Linked DNA regions of Homo sapiens: region 1 is linked to region 2. A link is an interaction called in ENCODE POLR2A ChIA-PET data of the cell type or tissue named here. Cell type or tissue: PC-3. All regions are shown on one strand. Each heading gives the region's core, and the rest is flanking DNA. Links, peaks and the distances in the headings are about the cores only. Region 1 overlaps ABCC9 (ATP binding cassette subfamily C member 9). Region 2 has its middle 25 kb from the start of CMAS.

The links. ChIA-PET counts read pairs that join two places held together with the same protein. Peaks named below come from ENCODE experiments on the same cell type or tissue, not always from the same donor. Only the 100,000 strongest peaks of a DNase experiment are listed, where the experiment ranks them.
Region 1: POLR2A ChIA-PET joins it to region 2 with 5 read pairs; 2 of 35 experiments call an interaction of 5 or more read pairs at or near these places.

Annotation. Positions count from the first base shown.
Region 1 is chr12:21,875,928-21,878,854 of GRCh38, reverse strand. All of the region lies in intron 16 of ABCC9 (ATP binding cassette subfamily C member 9), which reads left to right. Among named protein-coding and RNA genes, the nearest start is that of ABCC9, 64 kb to the left of the region's middle. In PC-3, for the core only: no CTCF peak of the experiment used is centred there; no DNase peak of the experiment used is centred there.
Region 2 is chr12:22,019,977-22,022,903 of GRCh38, reverse strand. No RefSeq gene overlaps it. Among named protein-coding and RNA genes, the nearest start is that of CMAS, 25 kb to the left of the region's middle. In PC-3, for the core only: no CTCF peak of the experiment used is centred there; a DNase peak (open chromatin) is centred at 1,533; H3K27ac peaks cover 751 bases.

The DNA.
Region 1 (2,927 bases), core at 398-2,897, 140 kb after region 2:
AAATGGCAGCAGGAGAAATTAACTTTAGCCTTCCTCCTCTTCTATCTTTCTTGTATGGATGTTGTTCCTTCTTTTACTTCAATGTAGCACCAAATCAGAAGGTGACATTGCATTCTTTTAGTTCTTTCCTGCTACTTTCAGACCATAACCTTTCCCTGTCACACTCATAAAGCTATGGTATTTTCTACCTGTTTTCACATCTATTATCAGAGGACCTCATAATCACTCTTCCACCTTCACTGTAGATGTGAGTATGTTTCCTAGTCCACCGTTCTGTCTTTGTATGTGCCACACATAGTTAGGATTTAAACTTCCAAGGGCACAGTCTATCCAGTATCCCAGCCTGAAAATCCCCTAATCTACTGTCACTCCATTTACACAACCTCACCTGTATCACTGTGTCACCTTCTCCACAGCATTCAGCAGCCTGGTTATACATGTGTAGAAGGCATGAGGTTGGATTGCTGCAGAAAGGTACTAAAGGATTTTTAGCATTCTTCATCATATCACGAATTGAAAGACCCTCCTTTCACTTTCACTCTTTTTAATTTTTCATTTATACCACTGAATAGCCATAACTCTAAATCAGAATTTCACCATTGTGTGTTCTACCTTGGGTTGAGTCTTTTAGCACTTACAAATTTTTATTTTAATTAGAAATTATTCATTGATACCACACATATAATTTAATTTCACACTCATATAATTTGGATTCACACTTGGTCACCACCTGGAACTGCATCCCCTCTATCTTACTCTATTAGACTAGTCAGTCACTGACAACAAAATCCTGGTACCCAAGTTTTCTCAAGCCTTTAATTTCACGGTCATTGTTTTTTTTTTAACACCATTGAAACCTTCAATATCTTGAACTCCTTCTTTTTCTCCCAGTCCTTTAGTACCTTTCTGCAGCAATCCAACCTTATGCCTTCTACACATCTATAACCAGGCTGCTGAGTGCTATGGAGAAGGTGACACAATGATATAGGCCAGCATGGCCACAGAGTTATTATCTCCAACCTCAGCTGACTCCCCTCCCCCAATAGCTATCTGCCATCCTTTTACATGTCTCTTAGCAGCATTATTTTCCAAACCTACAGTAGCTATGCAGCTGTCACCACTCTATTCCCACCTCCTTCTCTCTCCTTTTGTCTCCTCTTTCTCCAGATCACCTTAGCTCCCAATTTGCTGAGAACATCAACGGTGTCATGTAGGGTCTCTCTTAGTTTCATGCTGGCCCTTGTCCACAAGCATCTATTTTTGTGCCTCTTTTAGCCTCCTCACCTACCCTAGGAGAGAAAATGGAATCTTCAGCCTCTGAGGCTGTATAATTTCTTTGCATGCCATTTGTCATTTAACCATAATGACAGCCCCAGCCACCTCTGCCCCAGCTAGCTCTATTCATCATTTCCTCTGACATATTTTACGGTTTTTTTGATCTTCAGCCTATTCTCACTATAGTTCTTTACCTACAAATGCTTTCATTGACATTCAGTATATTTTACAAAACTAGTTAAAAGGCCTCTTTTTCCAAAAAGTTTTTTGACTCATCCCAGATGTAAATGATTTTCTTTATGAGCTGCTGTTGTACTTAGTGTCTGTGTGTCCCCTCTCTTTGGTACTGAGCCCATAATGTCGTGTCTTGTACTCACTTCTTTCCATGGTTTACTTACTCAACTGATTGCAAGCTTCAAGAGAGCAGGGAGGATGCATTATGCCTTCTTTGTAATCTATGCCAGCCTAACACAGTCCCTCAAACAGAGTGAGGATGATCAGCCATATTTACAAAGCAATCAGTAATTCGAATCCAGCCCTTCCATGCGACCCTCCTTCCATGACTAATTTCACACATAACTGTGTGATGGATATTACTAAATGTTGTGCCATATATATCACAAGCTACAGAAAACCTGCATGGACAAACATAAGCTAGCCTTTTCAAGCAGTTTTTCACTCTTTAAGTTATTCATTTTATGAAGGGTTTTGGGGGTTATATGTAGTTATAATTCAGATATCACAAATCCATTCTGCAAAATTCCTAAACAACAGTGTGCTTAGAAATTTCATTTATGGTTTTGAAATAAAACATTAGTTTATGAGCAAAGTGTATCTTCAATTTCTCCTGATTTTTAGGAGCCTTTCCTCCCCTCATCTGTGTCTACTTCATCCTTCTAATTCCTGGGTTCTGTTACTGTTTTATTTCCTATTTGTATAACTGGTAAAACTATTAAGTCCACTTGAAGCTTGTTAAAACAAATAGATTGTGTGGGATGAATAGAAGGTATTGTGATTTTTCCTGATTATTGACGTTTATACCACAAGCAATGTTGCCTCACTTCTTTTATTATTCTTTACTCTTTTTTTTTAACTTCAGTGAATAGTTGGCCTACACAGTTCAGGAAACTCATTGATTACAAAATTTTCCTCCTCAGTTAATGAAGTCATTTTGCTGGAATAATTTGTGGTTATTTCTCTGCTTTATTTTAATCACTAGGATTTGGGGAATTGTCTGGCAGTGAGAAAATAATTAATGTAGAGATTTCATTGGGAAATGTTTGGGATAATTGTCTTTTAAGAATGTCCATATGTAAACTATCTGGTAATCCCAAATTTTCAGAGATTTTAGCATTCTTCATAATATCGCAAATTTAAAGACCCTCCTTTCACTTTCATTCTTTCTAATTTTTCATTTATACCACTAAATAGCCGTAACTCTAAATCAGAATTTCACCGTTGTGTGTTCTACCTTGGGTTGAGTCTTTTAGTACTTACAAGTTTTTATTTTATTTTATTTTATTTTTCCAAGATGGAGTCTCGCTCTGTCACCCAGGCTGGAGTGCAGTGGCGCGATCTCGGCTCACTGCAGCCTCAGCCTCCCGAGTAGCTGGGACTACAGGCGCCTGCCACCACGCCCGGCTAATTTTTTG
Region 2 (2,927 bases), core at 291-2,790:
ATCAAAGGAGTACCTGTAGGAAGCATTTGTTCTGGTGTCATATTTTATATGTCTGGTACCTTAGTCGCCATGATTCTTATTCTAAATCTATTTTGAACCTTTTGGGTTCTAGCACTAAGCATCTTAATGGTTCTTCTAATAGCCTGGACTGTTTCTCTGGCTACCTACATTGTAACCTGCTACTTTCTTTTGGGTCTGTGTTAAATTAATTCATAGGCATTTTATTTTCAGAAAATTTGGAAAGAAGCCTTCCCCGGAGATGACTACAAAACGTCATTATTGCATTATGCTCAATTCCTGAATGACATGACAGATTTTGTAACATTGTTCACTTTGCTAAGTAAACAAAATTGCGTAAATGTTACTTTTACCTTTGTTGTCTCCTTTTGATTTGATCTTTCAATCACAAATACTCTTTTGTAGACCTCACACAGTGTTGGGGGGTTATATCCTATGAGGTTTCAAATGAACAAAGAATTTTTATCATAACTTTTACTTTCATATAAAAGGTTACGAATTGAAGATGAAAAATAGCTCAGTAACCTGGAAAATGATTTTATTTATTTAAAAGAGATCAGTTTGGAAGTGCTGAAGAAGTAACCTTTCAAATTTAAAGAGATCCCTTAGGAAATGCAATAGAATAGCATATAGACTGAAACATTTCACTAAATAAATACAAATATATAATTTTATAAATATATGTGACCATACATGTATATATGTGTGTGAGTGTACACAGTTTTGAAATGAGGACGTTTACATTCCAAGCTGTGTGATGACAATAGGTGGTAAACAAGTCAGTTTGATTTGAGTAACTTGCTTATAGGCAGATGAATTATAACTTTTTAAGGTTCAATCAAATCAACATTTATTAAGCTCATGTTATGTAGAAGACACTAGCGTGAATAAGAGACAGTTTCTCTACTAAAGGAATTATTGAAGGGCATTATACAAACAGATTTAACAGAAGATAAGCGGAGAAACCTAAGTACCAAAAGACGAATAATAGAGTTTGGCTGTTTAAAGGGAGAAACAAATTACATCGAGTTCAGAGAAATTACATCAAGTTTGGAGGATCAGAAAAGACTTCAAGGATTATATGGGCTTTTGAAATAAGCCCTACAAAGATATGGGAATTTTAACAGATATTGATGGGATGGGACAGGAAAATTTATGCTATCAGATACTACAGGTGGTTTTATTTCTCTCTCATCACTACCCTTTTCTCTCTCTGGCCCTCTTCCTTCAAGGCCTCTTTTTCTTTGCCTACTAAGTGAATTTGAGGACACAGTGAATTTGAGAGTTCATCTTTCTTTTTAACACAATGGAGTATTACTATGGGCCGAAGAATAACTGGTTAAAATAAAATGAAAACCTGCTGAGACCTTCTGCATATATACTTTCTGTCTTTGTTTCCTCCTTGCCATTTCTATTCCTATGATTCACACTTCGTTTCATGGCACCAAGGTTTGCTCACCACTGCACACCCAGAGCTTGCATGTGTCACCACTGCACACCCAGAGCCTGCATGTGTCACCATTGCACACCCAGAGCCTGCATGTAGCAGGAATTCAATAAATATTTGCTGAATGACTAAACAAATGCAAGTATAGAGGCGAGGAAGGAACAGAGGAAAGCCTAAAGGTTTTTTGTTTGTTTGTTTTGAGACAAGAGTCTCGCTCTGTCGCCCAGGCTGGAGTGCTGCAGCATGATTTTGGCTCACTGTAACCTCCATCTCCTGGGTTCAGGTGATTTTCCTTCCTCAGCTTCTGGAGTAGCCAGGATTACAGACAGGCACCACCATACCTGGCTAATTTTTCTATTAGTAGAGACGGGGTTTCACCATGTTGGCCAGACTGGTCTTGAACTCCTGACCTCAAGCGATCTGTCTGCCTCAGCCTCCCAAAGTGCTAGGACTACAGGCATGAGCCACCGCGTTCAGCTGCATAAAGATATTTTACTAACTTCACATCTTTAATGTTTACCAGTTATTCTGTAAACTTATTGTAGAATAATTAGAATGTTGACAGGTAAAATGACACTTAACTTGGTTGTAGATGCAGAGCACTTAAAACCCAAAGAAAAATAAAAGAGCCAAACAATGACCTTGTATTATGAAAACACAAAGGTTTATATCCTAGTAGTTTAAAAATTAAAGTCATCTTATCAAACAAAATATCTTTGTGTAATTTTAAAGGGAATTTTAAAAAGGGAGCATAAGGTGAGAAAATGTTGAATATAAAATTTTGTTAAAGCTTGTGAATATCTGAAATTAGGTGATAATATTTGAATCCAGGTCAGGTTGTTGTCTATCAAAGATGTGACAAGTCTGTGCAACATACAGACATTAGTTAATAGAAATTTAGTCCTTACTCTTCTCAATGTGCCAAAGTCCACAGGCCCCCACAGAACTCCCCCTATTCAACAATTTCCTATTAAAAATGGCTGTTGGTGTTCCATACCCTAACTTCATAGAACATATTTATTCCTTATTGCAATTTTTTTCTGCTAGTTTACATATTTTCTATTTACATTGCTAAAACCCCATACAGCTTTTAATTTCTTTCACTGTATTTAATTGAATTGCTTGTCCTATTTAATCGTGCTTTATAATTATGTAGTTGAATCTACTAAGCAAGGTATATTTAAGGAAGCCTTGTTTCAATTTTTTTTTTCTCTGCTCGAGTCTCCTTATCCTTCTATGGGATACCACTTAACACACATATAACTATATATACTTATGTATTTATATAACTATATATAGATAATTGACCCTTGCACAATGTGGGGGTTAGGAATGCAGATCCCCCATGCAGTGAGAAATCCAAGCATAATTTTTGTCTCCTTCAAAACTTAATTACTAATAGCCTACTGTTGACCAGAAGCCTTAAACCATCAAGAACACAGATGGTTGATTAACACATATT